2 separate regions of the Homo sapiens genome follow, and region 2 is linked to region 1. Evidence: read pairs that join two places in POLR2A ChIA-PET (ENCODE). Cell type or tissue: HepG2. All regions are shown on one strand. Each heading gives the region's core, and the rest is flanking DNA. Links, peaks and the distances in the headings are about the cores only. Region 1 holds the start of LOC102724948 (a long non-coding RNA gene). Region 2 overlaps RHOB (ras homolog family member B).

Region 1 (11,157 bases), core at 1,087-9,086:
TCCCCCGGACACCCAGCTTTAAAATTTCTCTCTTTTGTACTCTGTCCCTTTATTTCTCAACCCAGCCAATGCTTAGGGAAAATAGAAAAGAACCTACGTGACTATCAGGGGCAGGTTCCCCGATAACAGTGAGCCTCCCCACCCCTTTTACCATTTCCAGCAAAGTCTCAGCAATAACTAAGTCCCATTTTTTGCCTTGCCTCTCATGGCCCCAAAGACTGAGTATCAGAGCCCTACTCAGAAGGTTAAGGGAACACCATCAGGCCACAGCCCTGGCTGCAGTCAGCTCTGGCCTCCGCATGCACCCTTGTCACTGAGTGTGCATTTCTTGAGGATGCTCCCCGGGCAGCCGTTCATGCCTCAGACATTTGGATCAGAGGAACACCAACTGAGGGAACTGGAAAGCAGTGGCTTCACCTTATTTGCTTGTTCCACGTCAGCTGCCCTCCAATGAGGGTGTGTTGAGCTGCACAGACAGCCCTGTCAGGGGCCTGTTTTTGGTGGCTCTGCAGGATTACAAGACTCCATCACTGAGGAGTGAGGGAAGCAGCTGACACTCCAGCTTGCACTCTGGATGTCTCTCTGTATGTGTCTGCCACTGAAAACTGGCTCTTCAATAATGCATGGGGCTATTAGCGCCAAGCTGAGGATGACTTGCTCCCTCCCAGCGATCAAAGCTGCCGCTGGGAGCCCAGTCGATGATCAGATTTCATGGGCTCCTTGTAACTGTTGCCCCTTCATATGAGATTAGAATGGACTATTTCATGGCCAAGGATGAAAGCAGCAAGGATTTGGGAGAAAATCCGGCTTCCCCGATAAATCAAAATGCTTCCATTTCATTACAAATGGGTGCATGACACAGCTAATAGCTCCTGTGAGAGGGAACGCTGCGGGACCAGCTGTCTCCACCAGCTTCTTTCGGAGGCTGGGTAAAATGTGTAAGATGCTGGACCAGGGAAGCCACTTGATTGCCTTATGTCCAGGGCACCTTCCAGACCATAGAGGCCTGCCACAAATCCCTGGGAAATTCGCCTTTATTCTGCAGCGTTAGCAAAGTTTGGAGCAATCCCCTCAGAGGCGATTGGGTGGTTGGAGCCAGGACTGCTGGGGAGGAGGCGGCTGCAGCCAGCAGCTGACATAACATTAATAGCTCCTCACCACTGTGCATGCTCATATGTCCAGTACTTTGCATATAGTAAGTACCTCTAATCCTTGCAGCAACTGCAATGTATTATTAGATCTTGCTACAGTGAAGAAACTGAAGATCAGAGAGCTGAAATGATCTTGTCAGGACCACCCAGCTAAGGAGTGCTGGAGCCCAGAGTGAAAGCCCAGGGCTGTGCTCATGCCCCTGTACCAGCTGCTCCCTCAAGTCCCTCCAGAAGCAAAGACAAATCTAGTAGCAAAAGGGAGTGTCCCTGGAGGAGCTGGCCATTTCAGTTACAGGAGAGGGGTGGGGTATGCAGTCGACTATGAGAATCCCCTGGTCTGACTTCAGAGGCTTCTCACAGTCAGGCCCAGAGGGCATCGCAGCCGCCTTTAGTGTCTTCTCCAGGGAGCTCTCTCCTTTCTCGGCTGAGATGCTGATTTCTTCTGGCTGCTGGCTCTGAGCCCCAGGGTGGATCATCTATCCTCTCTGTGCTTGCTTCCATCATCTGTGAATTGGAGGTAATGACGCCGCCTTCGTGGCAAGACAGCCCAGGAGCTGCTCGGGCCGCGTAGTACAATGGGATTCTCCTGGCTCATATATCCCAGCGAGAGCCTACCTCTGCCCACCTGCCCATGCCTTCCTTCCTCTGCAGTAGCTTCCCCGCTTCATCTATGCCCCCAGAGTCTGGGAAGCCTGGGTCCAAACTCCTCCTCCTTTTGAAAGATCTTCCCTATGTGGACTTCCCACCAGCCTATAGCCTGGATGGGTGGGATCTCCTCATCTCTAGTGTTGTGAGATGAGGTCACATATCACCAACTTGGCCAGGAGCCACGAGGAGCAGGGTGTGGTCTCTCCACTTCCACCTCCCATCTGTGCCCCCAGATCCCCTATATCTTCTTGGGCATCCAACCTGAGGCAGGCTGCAGCAAGGCTGATGGTAATTTTGTAGACCTGGCTTCAGAGTGTTGGGTGGTCTCTGAGTCAAAGAACAATTCCCCCATCCATCTCCCTGCCCCAGTGGACGGAAGAATGCCTCCTGCAGAACGAGCACAGGCCAAGGAGTCAGAGGCAGGCACCAGCGGCACCCTCAGAGAAGGGTCCTCCCTGCCCGCCTCCCCTGTCCAGGTTTGGACACATCTGTGTCCCTGACGTGTCCCTGATAGACCCAGAGGTACAGATGCCATAGGGAGGCTGACCCTCCCACCTGACCCTCCGACCAGATCAGAGCCCTTGAGGGTGGACTGTGTCTGGCTCATGCCCACGTGCCCAGGGCCAGCATCATATCTGCACGGGGAGATGCCCCACGTGTGGCGAGTGTTAGACCTAGTCAGGGGTGAGGAGAACCGGGACTGAGGCCTGGAGACATGGTGGGTGGGCTTCGCAGGCAAACTCGGAGACAAGAAAAGCTGGGTTGGCCACGCAGAAGGGGCTCAGTGATCGGGCTCTGACCAGGGCACTCATAAATACGTGTTTGCAAATCACCGACTTTCAATCCCCCCCACCTCAAATTCAGAGACAGCTTGATGTATGCTGTGCGGAGGAGCCATGGCCTAGGGACAGTGCCATCACTAACGCCCTGGGGAACTCCACACGCACGGCCTCTCCCTGGGACTCAGATTCCTCACTCACACCAGGAGCTGGAGTAGAGGTTCTCAGCAGCCCCCCATCAGCTCCCACAAAATGGCTGTTGTGAAATTCCCTGCACTGTGCCCAAACCCCTAACCACAGGCAGTGGAGACCCCAGGCCTCAGTGTGCTATCAGCCTGAGGAAAGGTGGCTTTATCCTGCCAGAATTCCCTCCCTCAGTTCTTCCCACCACTCCCAGCTCGTTGTCCACCTGCTGGGCAGTCCTATACCTGGGCCTGTCAGGACGAAGGCCTGCCCGGGCTAGCGGCTGTGCAGAGATCAGAAAGGAATTACTGCAAGAACCCATCTGTTTGTGCCTCTGCTTCAGAAGCTACTTGTGGGTTGAAGTAAAAGCTTTGGCTCTGTTGTCAGGGACAGTGAAGAGCATCTGTGTCCTTCGATGCTGCACATATAGGAGCTGGAACCCTAGGACTCTTCAGTGTCCCCTTTGGATGGGGCAGAAGGCCTGATTGACAAGTGGCTCTGAGGAGAAAAGTCTAAACAGACATCATTGAATGAACACGAATTGTTCCTCTTGAGGTACATATAGGCTCCAGTTTGCCTTCAGTCAGGACACAGAAAGGAATCTGCCAGGAAGGGGACTGGAGCGGGGATTAGGAGGGTTGAGCCTGCTCTGGTGAGCTCCATGAGCCTGGGCATGGCCTCCACCTTTCCACACCCGGGAAGGTTTGCACGTGCTGCTCTCTGGGGTCTGGGCCAATGGCTGCATCCCCCGACAGACACTAACAGTTCTAGTCACCATGGGGAAGAGGCGCAATGGTCATCCCTTCCTAGGAGAGCGTTTCAGAGATCATGCTGTGCGGCGGGTGTTTGATGTCTCACCATCCCCTCAGACCAGTGCGGTTGGGCTACCAGCATCTGCCCGCAAGGTGATCACTAGTTTCAGGCTTAAGTAAGCATTACTTCAGCACTGCCTGTGGGTTCCACGGCAGGCCAGGCATTTTCACACAGTGTTTCATGATATCCCACAATCCTCATTATCTCCCAATGAACCAGGTCCTGCTCAACACAGTCTGGGGCTCCCCGCTCCCCCTCTGCAGCTGCTCCATCTGCCAGGGACTTGACTCAGCCTGCTCCTCTTTCAATATTCAAGACAGAAATGCCAGGTGTGGCAATCTTGTCGGTCCTTCGAGTGTCAGCCAAATGCCCCTTCCTCCAGGAAGCCTGCCAAACTTCTCCCTCCCTGTCACGTATGCCTGTGCTTGCATCCTGGCCAGGCCCTTGTCACCCTTGTTGCTGTGGAGTTATTTGTACACCTGACTTTGCCCCCTGGAGCTCCCCAGGGCACCAATGCTGAGTCTTTCATTCCCTGGCGACACCCCCTTCCCCTCAGGCACTTGCTGAGTGAATAGGCGAGCACGGTTGTGGTCTGGCTGACACCTTCCTCGACACCCAAGACAAGGAATAAAGGGTTAGAGTCTTCAAAGTGATCCCTTTAGCCTGCAGGGAGACCGCAGCAGGGTGTACACTGGATGAAATTACGTAAAACACGAAGAGAGCACGGGGCACAGGAGTGCTTCTCAAGAAAGGGGCTCTGGGGCAGGAGCAGAAGCCCGTGGCAGGGACGAGGGCTGTGGGCCACTGAAATGCTCCCTGCCAGCCCCAGTGCCCGCAGACGGCCCCTCCAGCCTGGGGGAAGCTCTGCCTGCCTCCTCAGGCCGCCCGCAAACTGCTCGTGGCCCAGGGACCTCAGGGTTGCCTCCAGTGGACACACTTCGTGTCTTGCTAGAGCCCCGTTTCTAAGGGAGAGGCAGCCGACAGCTTGCTGGGAGATTTCTAAGAAGAAAGCTGGTGGGGTGGCTACTGCTTTCTAGATTACTCAGTGTGTGACTGGAAACACACTGGTCGCTTTGCACGGTCACAGCCGGCACAGCCTGTAGTCACAGAATGTTCTGGGCTCACCCTCTTCTCTGGCCTGGGGAAGTGAGGCTCAGCGTAGAGGCTGTACCCACAGGCACATGACGGTCTGCACCCAGGCCAGGGCTCAGTGAGGAGCCGGAGTGTCCCGGCCTGCCTGGACTCCAGCCGGGACCTCCCACATGAGGCTCATTCATCTATGCCCAGGATTCTCAAAGAACCCCGGCCCCAGCCTGCTCTCTGTCATGTGCTGAGCCCCAAGCTTACCCATGCCTCCTGCCGTGGGGACCAGAGAATGAGAAGACCACCAGGGAGACCCGCCCTGGAGACCATGGTGTGCTGCTGACTCACGGTGAGGCGGTTTCCTGAGGCGGGAGCGAGCCCCAGCCACCCACAGGAGTGTCTTCCAAGGGAGTGGAGGTGTGGGGAGACCAAGGCAAGCCCTAAAGGGTGCCAGGTATGGAGAGGGACAGAGGGGAGAGTCCACATCCAGGCCTCTACTGGGATGGGTGTGGTTTCTCCAGGGACAAAGCCATGAGTGAGGAACCTTATGATGGAGTGTGGGAGAAGGGGTGGGGGGCTCCAAGGAGGCTCAGCCAGTACCCAGGGCTGCTGTCTTCCCAGCGTGACTCACCGGGGCTTCTCCTCCTCCACCCAGCCCTGCCCCTCCATCTGTAAGATCTTTGATCTCACAAACATATTCTGTGCCCTTCCAGAGAATGACATCACCAAGTGTGCCCTCTGTCCTGTCACTTGGAGCTCCTGGAAGCACAGAATGTCCCTCAGCCTGGACACTGCCCCTGGCCTGGGGAGGTAGATGCTCCCCACCTCCCCTCCTGCCCTAGTGCAGAGGAAAGAAGATCAAATCTGGAGTCAGCAGACATAGGAGTCTAATCCCTGGTTCTGATATATCTAGGCAGTCATTGCCTTAGCCACACTCAGCCTTAATCTCCTGATCTGCAAAATGGGGAGAACCACACTAACTTTGCAGTTTGCGGTGAGAGTCAAGGAAACCCACGTGAGAAGTGTCTGGCACTGTGCCTCGCATGTAGTAAGTACTCACTAAATACTCGTTTACAGTTTTTTTCCCCTCCCTGTCTTAACCTTTTTTTCTCCAGTAAGTGACTGGGGACAGGAGTCCACTCTAAGAACCTCTGCCTGCCCTCAGAACTCCGTGGCCAGTGAGGGCTGCATGACCCCTTTGTGCTGGGAAGGTGCATCTCAGGACACTGACCTGCCTGTGCCCAGGCTCATGGTGTGGGCAGAGAAACTGTGGGTGAGACCTTTGTGAAAATGGAAACCCAGATGACCGGGAAGGGGAGGGGCCCCAGGAGGAGGGAGAACCAAAGGTCCTTGCTGTCTGTTATTCCACCTGTTTGTTTTCCCCTAATCCCCAGCCCACAGGGAGCTGCCACATTTCCCCTGACTCCCCCAGCGGGCCCAGCTCAGGGGCAGAGGCCGAGCAACACAAGCTGATCAGGCCACCATCACTGTTGGCTTCTGTGCCCAGGGGGTCCCTGCAGCCACCATCAGGAAAGCTCCCACCCTGGGGACAGTCTCTCCTGCCTCCTGTTCTTCCTGGGGTCAAAGACGTGCTCCTGCTCAAGGGTGAGCAGGTGCATGGGCTGGTGCCACCAGCTGGTACAGTGGCTCCCTTCTGCTCCCATGAGGGGCCTGGGAGATATTTCAGGGCTCTGTCCTCAGCCAAGCGTGGACTCAGCCAAACACTTGGGCAGGAGGGATGGTATCTTGTTGCCTTCAGGGCTTGGCTGAGCCCAGGGTCGAGAGCATTTTCAGATAGATGCCTGCTAACACACCAAACACGTCACTCCTTAACAAGATCTCCCTTGTGCCAGGGCTTGAGCTGAGCTCCAGGGAGTGAGAGAAAGGGGACCTAACAGACTTGTGGGAGACGAGCGTGAAGACAAAGCAATGACCCCAGATAGGCCAGTCGCAAATGCCAGGAAAGATCCACGGACCCTGGAGTTTCACCTGGACCTTGAGAAACAGAATTTGAATATTGTGGAGATTAACAAAACAAAACACCACAGGAGCAAAGGTCCTGAGTGAAGCTGGCCCTTTGGGGCTGGTGTATCTGGTCAGCTGGTAGGCATGGAGGGCCCACCCCACGGGGAGAAGCCAGGCAGAGAAAGAAGGCTGGAGGCGGCCGGAAAAGACGGAAAAGACACAGGTGTCAGGCGACGTTTGAATTGATTTTCAGCACTAGGGAGCCATCTCTGATCAGGGAGTGGAGTGAGCAGAAATGCCTTCTGGAGGAGGCCTTGAAACCACCTTTGCAAAAATGGTATCAGTGAGAAAATTATGACAGTGAAAGAGATCTCAGCTAACCTACCCCCAATCTTTCCTTTCCCTTCCTTATTCCTGGGTATTGGGCCGAGCTAACTTTGAAGACATTTAGGCTGTAGTTTAAATGGTAACAGGCCTTGTCCCAAAACGCAGCTGCTTTTGTAAAGCTAATGAGAGGCCATCAGGCCTGGGGGAGTAGAGGGCCCTGACTCCTGCTAAGGCGCAGACATAAAAGACTGTCAGCCACGATGCCAGAGGTCAGAAGACAGGCAACTTCCCTAATTACTCCTGCAAATAATGCCAATGTTGTGAACCTAAGGTCGGCCTTCCGAGATACCTTTTCAGGCCTTTTGCATGTCTGACACCCATGGCTCCACCTGGACCCGCCAACCTTGCCCCTGTGGCCCCACCCAGAAGTGACTCAGCACCCAGGAGGACAGCTTCGACCCCCTAAGATTTCATCTCTGCCAACAGCAAGCACCTGTTACCTGGCCACCCCCAACTCTTCCCCCAAACTGCCTTTGAAAAACCCCTAACCTACAAGCTTTGAAGATAATTTCAGTACTAACTCTGTCTCCCACATGGCACGGCGGGCCTTGGGTCTGTTCAATTCTTTCTTTACTGCAATTCCACGACCTTTCTTCATGCAGTGGGCAGGAAGAACTCCTCCAGTGATTACAGCCTGGGGTGCAGGGTCTGGATGGACGGAGCAGCACCTGGAGAGGGCCGTTAACCCTCTGTTGTCCATGTGTGGCTAGGCGAGGGCTGCAGCCAGACCCATGGCCTTATCTGCCTGCAGGGCCCGCCTGAGCCCTCAGTGACAGACACAGGTTTCTAAGCCAACCCAGAGGGGATGCAGAGCCCTCCCTTTGGAGAGTTGAGATCCTGCTGAACCTAGGAAAGTACTGAAACACCAGCAGAGAGCTCACAGAGCAGCCATGGCCAGGGCTCAGGCACTGCCTGCGGCCCACCCTGGAGCTCCCACGCCCACCTGTCTCATCTTTCCAGAACTGGCCCATCTCTGCAGAGTTGGCAGCAGGTCCTCCTGCCAGCTGAGAGCCAGCTCCAGGACTCCTTGGCTTTTTCCAGGCAGAGCCCAAGGCCCAGGTGCCAAACCCGTGTCCCAGCTCTTCTTGGCAGGCCTGGCCCTTGTTTGTCTTTGGGTTTTTCAACTTTTTATTTTGGAATCATTACAGACAAGTTGCAACGATAGTACAGAGAGTTCGTTCCCATGTACCCTCACCCAGCTTCCGCTAGTGTTAACGTCTTACATAACCGTGGTACACTTGTCAAAGCAAAGAAATTAACATTGGAACAATACTATTAATTGAACTACAGACTTTATTTGGATTTTAGAGTTTTTCCTTAAGGGACATTACAGTGTCATTTTTCTTGCCTAGGCCCAATCCCGGTTGCCACGTTGCATTTAGTTGTCACGTCCTTTGGTCTCCTTTCACCTGGGACCACTTCTCAGGGTTTCCTTGCTTCTTATGACCTTGACAATTTTTTTTAAATTATGGTAAAATAGATACGTAACATATTGCTATTTTAACCATCTTTAAGTGTATAATTAAGTGGCAGTAATTGCATTCACAATGTTGTGAAACCATCATCACTATTTCCAAAACAGAAACTCTGCCCCTTAACCAGTAACTCTCCACTCCCCTCCTCCCAGGTACCTTTTTTTTTTTTCTTTTGCGACAGAGTCTTGCTCTGTTGCCCAGGCTGCAATGATCTTGGCTCACTGCAACCTCCACTTCCCAGGTTCAAGCAATTCTCCTGCCTCAGCCTCCCGAGTAGCTGGGATTACAGGTGCCTGCCAACATGCCCAGCCAGTTGTTTGTATTTTTAGTAGAGACGGGGTTTTGCCATGTTGGCCAGGCTGGTCTCGAACTCCTGACCTCAGGTGAGCCACCCACCTCGGCCTCCCAAAGTGCTGGGATTATAGGCGTGAGCCACCGCACCTGGCCCCAGGTACCTCTTAAGAGGCTTAGAGGAGCCCCTACCACAGCCTCATGCCCAAGAAAGAGGTCTTGTTGTTTCTGGCCAGAATTGGTCCTTCCAGACCCTAAAGCTACACAAAGAAGCCTGCAGGAGTCGCTCCCTTCCTTATGGTGTCCATGGTGGGCACGAATCCTTGATCCTTAGCAAAATGCATACTCACTAAGGGTAGAGAGAAGTAGAAAGTCCCCATCCTGCCCCCTTCTCCTGTGTTGGCTTTTGTTTGTTTGTGTTTGTTTGTTTGTTTTCTGAGATAGGCGCTTGCTCTGTCAGGGCTGGAATGCAGTGGTGCAATCACGGCTCACTGTAGCCTTGACCAACCCCCCACCCGGGCTCAAGTGATCCTTGGGCCTCAGCCTCCTGAGTAGCTTACGCACCACCACACTCAGCTAATTTTTAATTTTTTTTTTGTAGAGACTTGGTGTCCCTGTGTTGCCCAGGGTGGTCCTGTACTGGCTTTTTAACAAAGGCTGAGACACCTTAGACATAGCTACTGACAGCTCCCTGGCTGAAGTCCGAACACCCAGCACTAGCATTTCTCTTTGTGGGGTCAATGTGGGGTTCTCAGAGGAGTCTACCCAGGCAGAGCACCCTAGATAGAGGTGCCCACTGCCCACCGGCCCCAGCTGTTATCACCATCGTGGTAGTCATGCAGACGAGAGTATCACTCTGCATAACTGCAGTCCCAAATTGGGGATGCCATCCTCAACAGGCTGTCTCCAAGGGCACACTGGACACAGGATGGCCTCAAAGCCAGGGGTGTGAGACCAGAGCCCGCACCATGCGGGCCTCTGCCACCTTGTAACAGGCATGGGACAGCAATGTGCCTGGCTTCCTGCCCCCAGGGCCACAGCCTTCTGGCCACAATCAGCAGACTCAGCCCTGCCACAGATCCGGGCACTCAGGACCCGGGCGCCCGTTGCCAGACTCCTGTCATCGGTCTCCAGCCACCTGTCCAGACACTCGTGCACCCCGATGGAACGTACTTGCTGCTTCCTCCCCTTTCCCTTACAAAATATCCTTCTATAACTCTTCATGGCACCAAACCTTTTACCAGTATATGCAGAGCCTGTTTGTCTCCGAATCCAGTTTAGCTTTCCCAGTACAGTGACCAACTCATCTCAGTTTACTCAGGACTTCCCTGGTTTTCACACGGAAAGTCCTGTGTCCTGGGCAGCCCCTCAGTCCCAGGAAACCAGGATGGTTGCTCACCCTATTTCCCAGCCTCTGCACCTACCAATCCCCACCGGGAAAGCCCAGATTATTCACACCTCCACGTAGCCATCTCTCCTGACCTCCAGCCTTCACAAATGCTGTTCCCTCCACCTGAATGCCCTTCCTCATCTTTGACTATCAAAAGCCAATGCAATGTTCAAGTCCAGCTCCTCTGTGAGGGCTTCCTGGTCCCCACCCTGGAGTCAGAGCTCCCTCCTCCATCCCCCTGGGGCTCACTTTGAAGCTCCAAAGGGAAGGGCCTCAGGGCTGGGGCAAGGCATGGATCCCCCTGAGTGTGCAAAGCGTCAGAATCAGTAACTGGCACAGCTCCAGCTGCCTCCCTCTCCTCACCCAGTAGTGAGCAACACGAGGGCAGAGACGGCTGGTTTTACCCCCTGTTACACATCAGGTGCTCATTAATACTGTATTCCCAACCTCCTCCAGCTGTGTTTGTCGGCCCCTCGGGCCTCATGTTGTTGCTCTGGCACCCCAGGGGCTCAGGTGGAGCCACGGCCAGGACAGGCCTCACCATTGGCAAGGGCACTCAAGCTCCCAGGTGGACTCCCAACCTATCCAGGCACTACAGCCAAGGGTAAGAGCCCTGGACTGGGGCCGACCTGCTTCCAATGACCCACCGTCCAACCTCGCCTTACCTTATCCGTAGGAGCCATTTGACAAGCTCTTGTTGAACAAATGCTACACATGAACACATGGGCTGTGTCCTGAAGGTGAGTAATGGCTTCCTAGGGGCGTGGGAGAGTGGATGTATGCAGTGGGAGGTTGGGCTAGGCAGTTGTGGGCAAGAAAGGTGCCCTCTAGCACCCTGGACACAAGAGCAGGCTGCAAACAATTGGTAGAAATGGTAGCAGGAGGAGAAGTCCCTGGGTGAGTCTTTGGGGCCCTGCTCAAGTGGGGAGGCCCACAGGCTCCCAGGAGGGAGCTCTCTCAGCCCCAGAGGGCTGCTAGTAGCAAGGGTTAAG
Region 2 (11,157 bases), core at 3,158-11,157, 87 kb after region 1:
TTCTTAGCTTCCTTGCATTGGGTTAGTACATGATCCTTTAGCTCAGAGGAGTTTGTTATTACCCACCTTCTGGAGCCTACTTCTGTCAATTCATCAAACTCATTCTCCATCCAGTTTTGTTCCCTTGCTGGTGAGGAGTTGTGATCCTTTGGAAGAGAAGAGGTGTTCTGGTTTTTGGAATTTTTAGCCTTTTTGTGCTGGCTTTTCCTCATCTTCTTGGATTTATCTACCTTTGGTCATTGATGTTGGTGACCTTCGGATGAGGTTTCTGTGTGGACGTCCTTTTTGTTGATGTTGATGCTATTCCTTTCTGTTTGTTAGTTTTCCTTCTAACAGTCAGGCCCCTCTGCTGTAGGTCTGCTGGAGTTTTCTGGAGGTCCACTCCAGACCCTGTTTGCCTGGGTGTCACCAGCAGAGGCTGCAGAACAGCAAAGATTGCTGCCTGTTCCTTCCTCTGGAAGTTTCGTCCCAGAGGGGTACCCACCAGATGCCAGCCGGAGCTCTCCTGTATGAGGTGTCTGTCAACCCTTGCTGGGAGGTGTCTCCCAGTCAGGAGGCAAGGGGATCAGGGACCCACCTGAGGAGGCACTCTGTCTCTTAGCAGAGCTCAAGCGTTGTGCTGGGAGATCTGATCCTCTCTTCAGAGCCAGCAGGCAAGAATGTTTAAGTCAGCTGAAGCTGTGCCCACAGCCACCCCTTCCCCCAGGTGCTCTGTCCCAGGGAGATAGGAGTTTTATCTATAAGCCCCTGACTGGGGCTGCTGCCTTTCTTTCAGAGATGCCCTGCCCAGAGAGGAGGAATCTAGAGAGGCAGTCTGGCTACAGTGGCTTTGCCGAGCTGTTGTGGGTTTCACCCAGTTCAAACTTCCTGGTGGCTTTGTTTACACTGTGAGGGGAAAACTGACTACTCAAGCCTCAGTAGTGGCAGACGCTCCTCCTGCCACCAAACTCAAGCATCCCAGGTCAACTTCAGACTGCTGTGCTGGCAGTGAGAATTTCAAGCCAGTGGATCTTAGCTTTCTGGGATCTGTGGGGGTGGGATCCACTGAGCTAGACCACTTGGCTCCTTGGTGTCAGCCCCCTTTCCAGGGCAGTGAATGGTTCTGTCTCACTGGCATTCCAGATGTCACTGAGGTATGAAAAAAAACTCCTACAGCTAGCTCAGTGTCTGCCCAAATGGCCGCCCAGTTTTGTGCTTGAAACCCAGGGCCCTGCTGGTATAGGCATCCAAGAGAATATCCTGGTCTGTGGGTTGTAAAGACAGTAGGAAAAGCGTAGTATCTGGGCCTGAATGCACCATTCCTCATGGCACAGTCCCTCATAGCTTCCCTTGGCTAGGGGAGGGAGTTCCATGACCCCTTGTGCTTCCAGGGTGAGGTGATGCCCCATCTTGCTTCTGCTCACCCTCCGTGGGCTGCACCCATTGTCTAACCAGTCCCAATGAGAGGAGCTGGGTATCTCAGTTGGAAATGCTGAAATAACCCTCCTTCTGCGTTGATCTCATTGGGAGCTGCAGACGAGAGCTGTTCGTATTCTGCCATCTTGCCAGCCCCTCTAATTTTTTTTTTTCTATTTTTTGTAGACACTGGGTTTCACCATGTTGCCCAGGCGGGTCTTGAACTCCTGGGCTCAAGTGATTCACCTGCCTTGGCGTCTCAAAGTCCTAGGATTACATGTGTGAACTGCCACACCCAGCCTATTATCAAGGCCCCTTTAAAGTCAAAATTCGATAACTTAATAGTTACTAAGAACCTACCATGTGACAGGCCCTGATCTAGATGCTGAGGCTGCAAAAATGTGTATGATATGATGCCCTGGGGAGCTTACAACTGAAAAAATCCTAAATAAACAAGAGTTGTTATTGTTCCATACTCATGTAGTCAACAAAATTTATTCCATTCCTGTTTGTGCTTAAGGTACTCTGATGAATCCACTCAAGGGAAGGAATCGAGATTTATTGAGGACTTAGAATAAGCTGGGCACTCTGCCGAGTATTTGGTTTGATCTTGTTTAATCTTCAAAATCATTTTACAAATAAAGAACCTGAGGCAGTAGAGGGCAGGAGGAATTGGCCCAAGAATGTGCAGATAGTGACAGACAGAGACTGGGCTTCTGTCTGTGGTCCTTGATTTTCCAGCTAAACCACACTGCCTGTCCTGCAGCAGCAGGAGATGAAATGATATGATGGGTTCCAGCCTGGGTAATATATCAAGACCCCCATCTCCACAGAAAATGTAAAAATTAGCCAGGCGTGGTGGCACCCACCTATAGTCCTAGCTGCTCAGGAGGCTGAGGCAGGAGGATCCCTTGAGCCCAGGAGTTCAAGGCTGTAGTAAGCTATGACCACGCCACTACACTCCAGTCTGGGCAACAGAGCAAGTCTCTAAAAAAAAGAAATAAACTAAAATTACAATGGGATATGTGTTATGACAGAAAGGAAGACATTCCCCTCTTACTCCACTCCTAACCCTCTTTTTTGAGGTCCCCAGCAAATTTCATGAACTTTGATCTCTTCTATTACCTAGCTGGGGATGAGAAGGTTGCAGAGGCCCAGGGTGAATCTGGGGCTCAGCTGCTTCTGCCTCCAGTTACCCCCTTCATGGTCGTGCTTGACATTCTGACTTCTTAGTTTACTGGTGAAATTACTCACCAGTTGGTCAGTATGTCATGGAAAGAGATTAGGTCATATCAGCCTGCTAGGAAACTCTTGGCTTTCTAAACCTGGTTAGCACTTTTTCCCTTTGAGTTGTTTATACATTCATTGCATTTCATCTTTATTTGTTCTTGCAGATTTGGCAGGTGACAAACTATATAATCCGTAACTTCTACCATTACCCATAAAGTTAAAACTTTGAACAATTCTCCTTTGGCATGGCTAAACCCACCTCAGAGAACCCAAGCTGGCTAACTTATGTTGGTGCTATCTTATGCATTTAGTCTGGATCTCCATTTGGCCAATGATTCTAGACATCTTTGGAGGAAATTTGTAGCCAGAAGATTGCTCAACCTAAGTAAATGGGGATAGATGGATCTTCCCATTTGCAAAATCAGCCTGGTTATGTGACCAAACATCAGAGTTTCCCATATTTGGCCATTATTGAAGAGCGTATATTTTACAAGTGATTTTTTAAGCACTTATACAAATACTATTTTTTATACTATCAGAATCCCATTTAAAATTTTTCTACCATTAAATGGCAAATGCATTCTTGCATTCCTTTTAGGTACCTCCAGAAGGTTTCAATTGTTTATCCAAGGGTCAAACAAGCTCTGGAATTAAATGGAATCAATCCTTAACAAAGTGATGAGTAACTTGCTTCTTGTAACATTTTTTCTTTCCTTTTCAGGATTAAAAGGAGAAGAAAAATATCCCCAAATGACAGCCAGAGGATAGAGGTCACCCAGAGTCATAAAAGCCCATGGTCTGTGTTTGTAGCCCTTGGAATTTCACATTCAGATCATGACTCCTAGAGTTAAAAACACAGGCCAGTTTCTCAATCCAGGATCCAAAACTTCCCAGCTTCCTCTGACACTTGAAGGTCAGCCCCTGGTGACCAGCACTGAGCACACTAGCCACCCAGGTGGTCCTGTGGAGGGTGGCCTGCAGCCCTGGAAATGCACTCCTGCTATCTGATTCTCAGGATTACCAGGAGTACTTCCCCCAGGACCTTGCTGGGCCAAAGCACACTGTGGAGATGGGGGTACAGAGAAGCCCTTTTCTCCATGGGTGCTGCCAGTGCCCAAAGCCTGGCCTTCAAGGAGAATGAACTTTCTTTCTCTTTTCTTTTCTTTTTCCTTCCTTCCTTCCTACCTTCCTTCCTTCCTTCCTTTCTTCCCTCCTTCCCTCCCTCCCTCCCTCTCTCTCTCTCTCTTTCTTTGTTTTTTTCTGGTTTTGCTCTGTTGCCCAGGCTGGAATGCAGTGGCAGAATGTTGGCTCACTGCAACCTCTGCCTCCTGTCTCCCAGGTTCAAGCGATTCTCGTGCCTCAGCCTCCTGAATAGCTGGGATTAGAGGCATAAGCCACCACGCCCAGCTAATTTTTGTATTTTTAATACAGACGGGGTTTAACCATGTTGGCCAGGCTGGTCTCCAGCTCTTGACCTCAAGTGATCTGCCCACCTCAGCCTCCCAAAGTGCTGGGATTACAGGTATGAGCCACCACACCCAGCCAAAGAGAACTTTCTTAACTTCCCTGTACTCACAGCACAGCCATTCTTCAGCTCATCTTCCTCTCATTGCTTATGGCAGCTGTTCCAAACTTTTGTCACTTCCTCAGGTCTCTTAGAAGTTGATGCTTCCTAAATTTCTGTAATTTATTTAATTAACTCATTCATTCAACTACTATTTGAGGTCCTAGGAGATGTCAAGCACTGTATAGGGCATTAGGGACACAGCAGTGAATGAGCGGACATGGCCCCACGCTTGTTGTGGAGCTTCTAAGCTAGCTCACAGTCCCTTCCAACTCCACTGACTTCCCAGGTCATCCCATCCCTTCTCCCAGCCTTCAGTTACAACCTGTACCCTGAAAACTCCCTCTTTTCTCAGCTGACCCAGAAATCCATCCAACTGGGCCAGACAGTGTCATATAGGCATCCTGGCTTCTGGCTGGCAATGAGGAAAAGAATCTCCTTATAAAGAGGATGGTTGAACAACTCGGCCAAGACTCATCCCAGAGTGCCTTTATCCTGGGGATACCTGCTCTGATCCCAGCTGAAATCTCCATGCTGGAAACCCTCAGGAAACCATTTCCCCTTCCCACCTGCCTAGGCAGGGATAATACACAGCAGCACTAAAGCCAGGCTACAGCTTTTAGCAGAACTTTCTTGAAGGTTCCTAGAGAAGAAAATTAATTATCCACCAGGTGGAACTTACAACTGGATATTGGATATGTTTTCTCCTAGAGTATACACTGGCCTGGACGGCCCTGATAGGCTCTCTCTGCCTACCCTGGTCACCTACGTAGAAAAGAAGTCACCTCCCCTCCCCATCTTATCCCCACCCAGAAATACTTTCAACACACCTAGAGCATGTTCTCAGAGAGGGAGGCCGGGAGCAGTGGCTCATGCCTGTAAACCCAGCACTTTGGGAGACTGAGGTGGGAGGATCACTTAAGCCCGGGAGTTTGAGACCAGCCTGGCCAACATAATGAGACCTCATCTCTACAGAACATTTAAAAAAAAAAACTAGCTGGGTATGGTGGTATGTACCTGTAGTCCCAGCTACTCGGGAGGCTAAGGTGGGAGGATAGCTTAAGCCCAGGTTGAGGTTGAGGGTGCAGTGAGCCAAAATCGTACCACTGTACTCCAGCCTGAGTGACAGAGTGAGACTCTCCCTCAATAAAACAGACAGAGAGGGGAAGGAGGCCCCCTTTCTCTGCTGTTTCTGGTCTTTTTTTAATTCTTTTTTAATTCTCCACTCTGTTGCCCAGGCTGGAGTACAGTGGTGCTCTCATATCTCACCACAGACTCCCAACTCCTAGGCTCAAGCAATCCTCCTGCCTCAGCCTCCCTAGTAGCTGAGACTACAGGCACATGCTGCCATGCCCAGATACTTTTTTTATTTTTTATTTTGGTAGAGATGAGAACTCACAATGTTGCCCAGGCTAGTCTTCGACTCCTGGCCTCAAGCAATGCCCCCACTTCAGCTTCCTGAAGTGCTGGGATTACAGGTGTGAGCCACTGTGTAAGGTCTGCTTTCTAAGACCACAGTTCCCATCCCAGGATTTTCTTCTTCCTAGGAAGATTGTTCTGACTAGGTCCTCTCCCTGCAGGGGGACTTCTTTCATCCATAGATTGTGGCCTTTCTGCCTGCTGAACAGTACACTGTAGTCTAACTCTGTAGAGAAAGTACACATATTGTGATGTGGGGGTCGGGGGAGGGAAGGAGGTTGAGAAGGACAGTGACTATTTGCAGAGATACCTTGCACTATCTATAAAACCAAACTCAATATGTCCCTCCCCACAAATCTACTCACCTTTTGTGGGTACCCTCCCCACAAATCTACTCATCTTTTGTGGGTACCCAAATTTGTGGGTACCCTCCCCACAAATCTACTCATCTTTTGCTTATTCTTATCTTAAATAATGGCATCATTATTTAAATAAATATGTCCCTCCCCACAAATCTACTCATCTTTTGTGGGTACCCTCCCCACAAATCTACTCATCTTTTGTGGGTACCCAAATTCGTGGGTACCCTCCCCACAAATCTACTCATCTTTTGCTTATTCTTATCTTAAATAATGGCGTCAGCATCCTCAAAGTCACCCAAATCAGAGTACTGGGCATCACCCTGGTGCCTCCCACTCAGGTTCCCACACCCTCTTTCTCCTAAATATCTTTCCAACCTGCCATCTCCTTCCCGTATCTGCACCTGGGTTCAGGCCTTCTCATCTCTACTGGAACCAGGGAAAAGTCTTCCTCACTGATCTTCCTGCCTCCAGCTTCCCTGCTCTAATCCATCCTCCACACTGCAGTTTGCTTTCTCAAACTGGAATCCCACCATACATGTAGGATTGTTTTCCTGGAGCCAGACTACCTGTGTTCAAACCTGTGTAAGTTTTGTGACCGTGGGCAAGTTGCTCGACCCCTGTGTAGCTCAGTTTCCTCATCAGTAAAGTGAGGATAATGGTGCCCGCCCCAGAGAGACTGTGGTCAGCTGCTTCTAAAATGGCTTCCAATGAGCCCACCTTCTGGTAGTCATGCCCTGTGTAATACCCTCTCATCATCATCATGATTATGACTTGTTTAGGCACACCACTATGCTAAAAACTCCAAAAGGGTAAGGATAGTGGCTGTCTGTTTAGCTGCTGTATCTCAAGCTCTTAGCATTGTGCTAGGTTCACAATCTTATAGTCAACGATAAAAGAATAAACAGGAAGAAACTGAACTGGGGTCCTCCAGACTCTTACCTCTTGGGCCAGAAAAGGAGCTGCTGAGAGTCGGGGGGCACTCTGAGAGCCCAGGTGCTCCTTCCAGCCAGAAGATGGACCAAGTAAGTAAGGACCCAGCAAGCTGGCACCCAAGGTCCCTTTTGGTTTCACAGCCTCCTTGAGGCCAGGGTGGAGGTTTCTCCGGAGCACAGGGATCACAAAGCTAGTCCTGTGTCTGAATCACATCCCTGGAAGGCACAGAGGAAACAATGAAATCTTCATCACCAACCCCCTCTCCTGGCCTGCCAGATAGATGCTCCTTGTTTTGTGAACAGGGAGCGAAGAGGAGAGGCTGTGTTTTACTTGGCTAGGTAATACCACTCTTCTTGACTGAAGAAATATACGCTAGAGGGACTAAAAGTAGAAAGTAGTTCTCACCCAAGACAGCTTTATTCCCAGAGGCGAGGCCCTACAGTAACATAAAGAAGCTGTATGTATCCTCGATGTGCCAATGGCCCAATTATCTCCCTCCCCACCCCACCCCCAAGATTTTTTCCACCTACACATCACCCACTCCTGCTTAAGATTTAGCTCAAATGATTCCTCCTCCATGACACCTTCCCCATCTTCCCGGGCAAAAATAGGTACCTGTGCCCTAGGCTCCTGTCGTGCCCTTGCCTAATGCCTCCATTACATCATGCTATAATTGTGGTCTTGGTGGATGCCTTCTTGCAACTGCCAGGGGGCCACCAGGCTGTGAATGAGCTCCTGGAGGGGGAGGACTGTGTTTTATTGCTTTTGTATTCCCACCTCATCAGAGTTCACAAAGTAGGTGCCAACGCTGATTAAATTAGAGTGCTGTTGCATTCTGAATTCAGGAATGGCAGAAATAGGTTGGGGCCTGGTGGCTCATACCTGTAATCCCAACACTTTCGGAGGAGGATATAACAGGACTGCTTGAGCCCTGGAGTTCGAGACCATCCTGGGCAAAATAGCAAGACTTTGTCTCTACAAAAAAAAATTTAAAAGTTAGCTGGGCACACCTGTAGTCCCACCTACTCAGGAGACTGAGGTGGGAGGATTGCTTGAGCCCAGGAGGTTGAGGCTTCAGTGAGCTATGATGGCACCACTGCACTCCAGCCTGGGCGACAGAGCAAGACCCTGTCTCTTAAAAAGGAAAGAAAGAAATGAATCTCTAGAAGGGCATTAAACCCATTTTTGCAGAAGAATGTAGGGAAGAGAAGATAGGAGTTATGTGTGGCTTATCTTAGAAGGAAAGCTCTCTGGAAGCTATGTACTCCGTTGTGTAAGGAAGTCAAGACTGCAGGGCATAGCACCATAAGTCTGTGGAATTTAATCTATTTTCATAGGAAACCACCTCCCTACTCTGTACACTGACAAGGACTCTCCCTTATTCGAAGCCAGTAGTTCTCAAAGTGTGGTCCCAACCAGCAGCTTGTCATCACTTAGAACCTTGCTACAAATTCAAATTCTTAAGCCCTAGCCCAGACCTACTGGATCAGAAACTGTGGGGTTAGGCCCAGCCATCTGTGTTTTAACCAGCCCTCCGTGTAATTCTAATACACACTTGACTTTGAAAACTGAAGTTCCAAGTCTACTGAAACTCACGTGAAAAAGACCTTAGAAATACAATCCAGATTGATTAAAGATTAAGATTAAAGGAGAACTCAAGACAATGCCCCTTACTGCAAAATGCCCAGGATCAATGCAACTTCCCAGTATTTTCCACGAAACAGTTCAACAGGCAATTAAATCAACTCAACACATTTATTTTAAATGTGCAAAATGAATTTTCATATTCTAAGAGTAACACCAGATGTTTTACCTCTTTTTCCTAATTGATTTTCCAGCCTACAGCAATTCATCTTTATGTTTTCCAGTTGGATCCTAATGCAGCAAGAAGAGTGTGTTCCGGCAGGATTATGAAATGCCACGCATTTTCAAACAAGCATAACTTGGGCTGCCATGCGTCATCTGAGTGTTTGTCTGCCCATAATATAAAACACAGACAGTTATGGGTACCAGGCAGATCAGAGCAACCCAGAAAAGGCCCTTTCAGGGAGTTGGGCCTCCAGGCTCTTGGCTGGTTGCAAAGCTGAGTCCTGGGCATTCAGCCCAAGCCTGAACTCTTCCCCCACTGGGTCCTGCGCTCCCTGGTACCAAAGGATTTGCTAGCTGTAAAAGCTGCAAATAAACATGCTGTTTGTCGATGGGAAGTTTTGTCTTTAAAATGAAAAAGGAGACTGCAGTCTGGAGGTGAGTGGGGCCGAGGGACTGAGGAAGGAGTTAGGCAGTTGCTCAAAGCAGGCAGCCTGGATAGACCCCTCTCCCCTCTGCTCCTGGAGGAGCCCAGACAATCCCCTTCTGTTAGTCAATGCACCCACCCAGCTGAGCAGGAGGTCCAGTTACTGCCAGCATTTAAGTGGGTGAAAGGTCACCACCAACCAGGTTTTATTCACTCAACAAAAGCTCTTGGAGTCTGGGGTAAGACCAGGAAACAGAAGCCTCAAGCTTTGAAGCAAACAACTTCAAAGGAGACCTCCACCTTTGTCCTGGGAATGGGGAGGAGGGGGAAGGAGAAGGTGGCAACTAAGTGCTAGAAACCCAGAAAATGCTGATTCAAAAAAAATGAAAACCACACTTCTCAGGCAGTTGACACTCTCAGCTACCTTCCCTGGAAGCTGCGAGAGCTGGCAGGTTTGAACCATCATGCCTGCAGCAGAATTTTAATGTGGTCTCCACCTATAAATCAGCCCGTCTGGTTCTAAGAACCATTACAGCAAAGCTAAGTGTCTACGATTAGAGTTTATCATGACTCTCAAAAAGTGGCAGCTCCAACTTTAAGAACCACCAAAACATCCAATGTTCTTTCCACAATATGGCCCTTCTCTGAACTTAGAATAAATCATTCTAGGTTACTTAATAAAGGACATATTGGGATCAAAGCTTGATAATTTTAAAAAATCACCTCTTTATCTGAACTCCCCCACTTCTGGAAGCTCCAGGCCCAAAGATAACAACCTACAACTTCCTGGGATATTGTGTAAACCCCTTGATGGCCTGAAGGGAACCCAGTAAACAGGCTTCCTGATAGCGTGACCCCACACCAACGATTAATAAAGGTTTTCTAAATTTAAAATGCACAAATGATAACTTTCCAAGACTCAAAGAATAAGCAAAGCCCCATAATAGACTTAAAGACACAAGTGTTTTTAAGACACACAGATGAATGAAATCAAGATCTTCGGTCTCACCCAATTGAACTGAGTACATAATAGGTCAAAAGTTTTTGCACTGGGTGTCGGGGTATCCACTCATCTTCCTCTAGGAATGTGACAGGAACAACCTGGTCTCCCTTGGTCACCCAACCCCCACATGCTCTCAAAGGGACTTCATCCTCATTTACTACATTTGCTATAAGGGAAACGGAGTTGGCAAGAAAGGATCTCGCCTAGGAGAATATCTCCCTTGTTCCAAATTCACAAGGGTATTTTTACACACTATTAAACCACAAGAGCCATTTTATAAATGTCATCATCATAGTCTTTTAATATTTTACATAAAAAACTGTATACACAGCTTATAGAACTTTTATGTAAACATCATAAGCTCACCATTTTGTCATTTGTCAGTTTATTTAAAAAATAAAAAACAAGACAACAATTTAGTAGAAGTACCACTGGGAGGGAGGGGAGGGGAAAAAAGGATATACAGGGGCAGGTGTATTCTCTGTACAGAGGTGCAGAGAAAATTTCACATAGCTTTAGAGAATGCCTTGTGGAAAAAAAAAAAATAGGCCCCAATACTTGTTACTGCCCTTTATCAAAACTGTGTGCATGACCTGCACAAATAAAATCACAAAACAGTGTTGCCACATTCTTCAAGGAAACAAAGCAAAATTTAGTGGGTTTCTTTTCCCTCTCCTTGTTAAAAGTCATTTTTTAAAAACATCAGAAGTAGATGAGGTTACAGCGTACAAGTGTGGTCAGAATGCTACTGTCGTATGCAAATGACGAGTGCATTAAGTGTCAAACAATGAAACAATTGTGCAAAGAATAAAAAAACAAATTTTAGCCTTTAAATAAATCAAATAACATCAGTTTCTTGGACTGAACAATTTTCACTTCTAGGACAGGCACAAAGTTCGCTTATGGCAAAAACAACCCCACAGCGCATCCTCCCTCCTCCCTCCGGTAGCTGGTGGAGGGTTCGCAGCGGGCTGGCCCGCAGGAGAGGCTGTGCTGAAGCTGTGTCCTCCCCAAGTCA

What was found. Peaks named below come from ENCODE experiments on the same cell type or tissue, not always from the same donor. Only the 100,000 strongest peaks of a DNase experiment are listed, where the experiment ranks them.
Region 2: POLR2A ChIA-PET joins it to region 1 with 11 read pairs; 20 of 35 experiments call an interaction of 5 or more read pairs at or near these places.

Annotation. Positions count from the first base shown.
Region 1 is chr2:20,533,719-20,544,875 of GRCh38, reverse strand. It overlaps LOC102724948 (a long non-coding RNA gene), which reads left to right and starts at 4,709. Exons shown (of 3, transcript XR_939794.3): 1 at 4,709-5,006; 2 at 5,371-5,705. RefSeq lists enhancers at 1,157-2,141, 2,142-3,127, 9,508-10,505. In HepG2, for the core only: a CTCF peak has its summit at 2,994; DNase peaks (open chromatin) are centred at 3,006, 5,375, 5,995, 6,665 and 1 weaker place; H3K4me3 peaks cover 1,099 bases.
Region 2 is chr2:20,448,700-20,459,856 of GRCh38, reverse strand. RHOB (ras homolog family member B) reads right to left here. Exons shown (of 1, transcript NM_004040.4): 1 at 10,417-11,157. Among named protein-coding and RNA genes, the nearest start is that of RHOB, 7.2 kb to the right of the region's middle. RefSeq lists an enhancer at 9,095-9,656. In HepG2, for the core only: a CTCF peak has its summit at 7,160; DNase peaks (open chromatin) are centred at 7,156, 9,346, 9,926, 10,246 and 1 weaker place; H3K4me3 peaks cover 1,469 bases.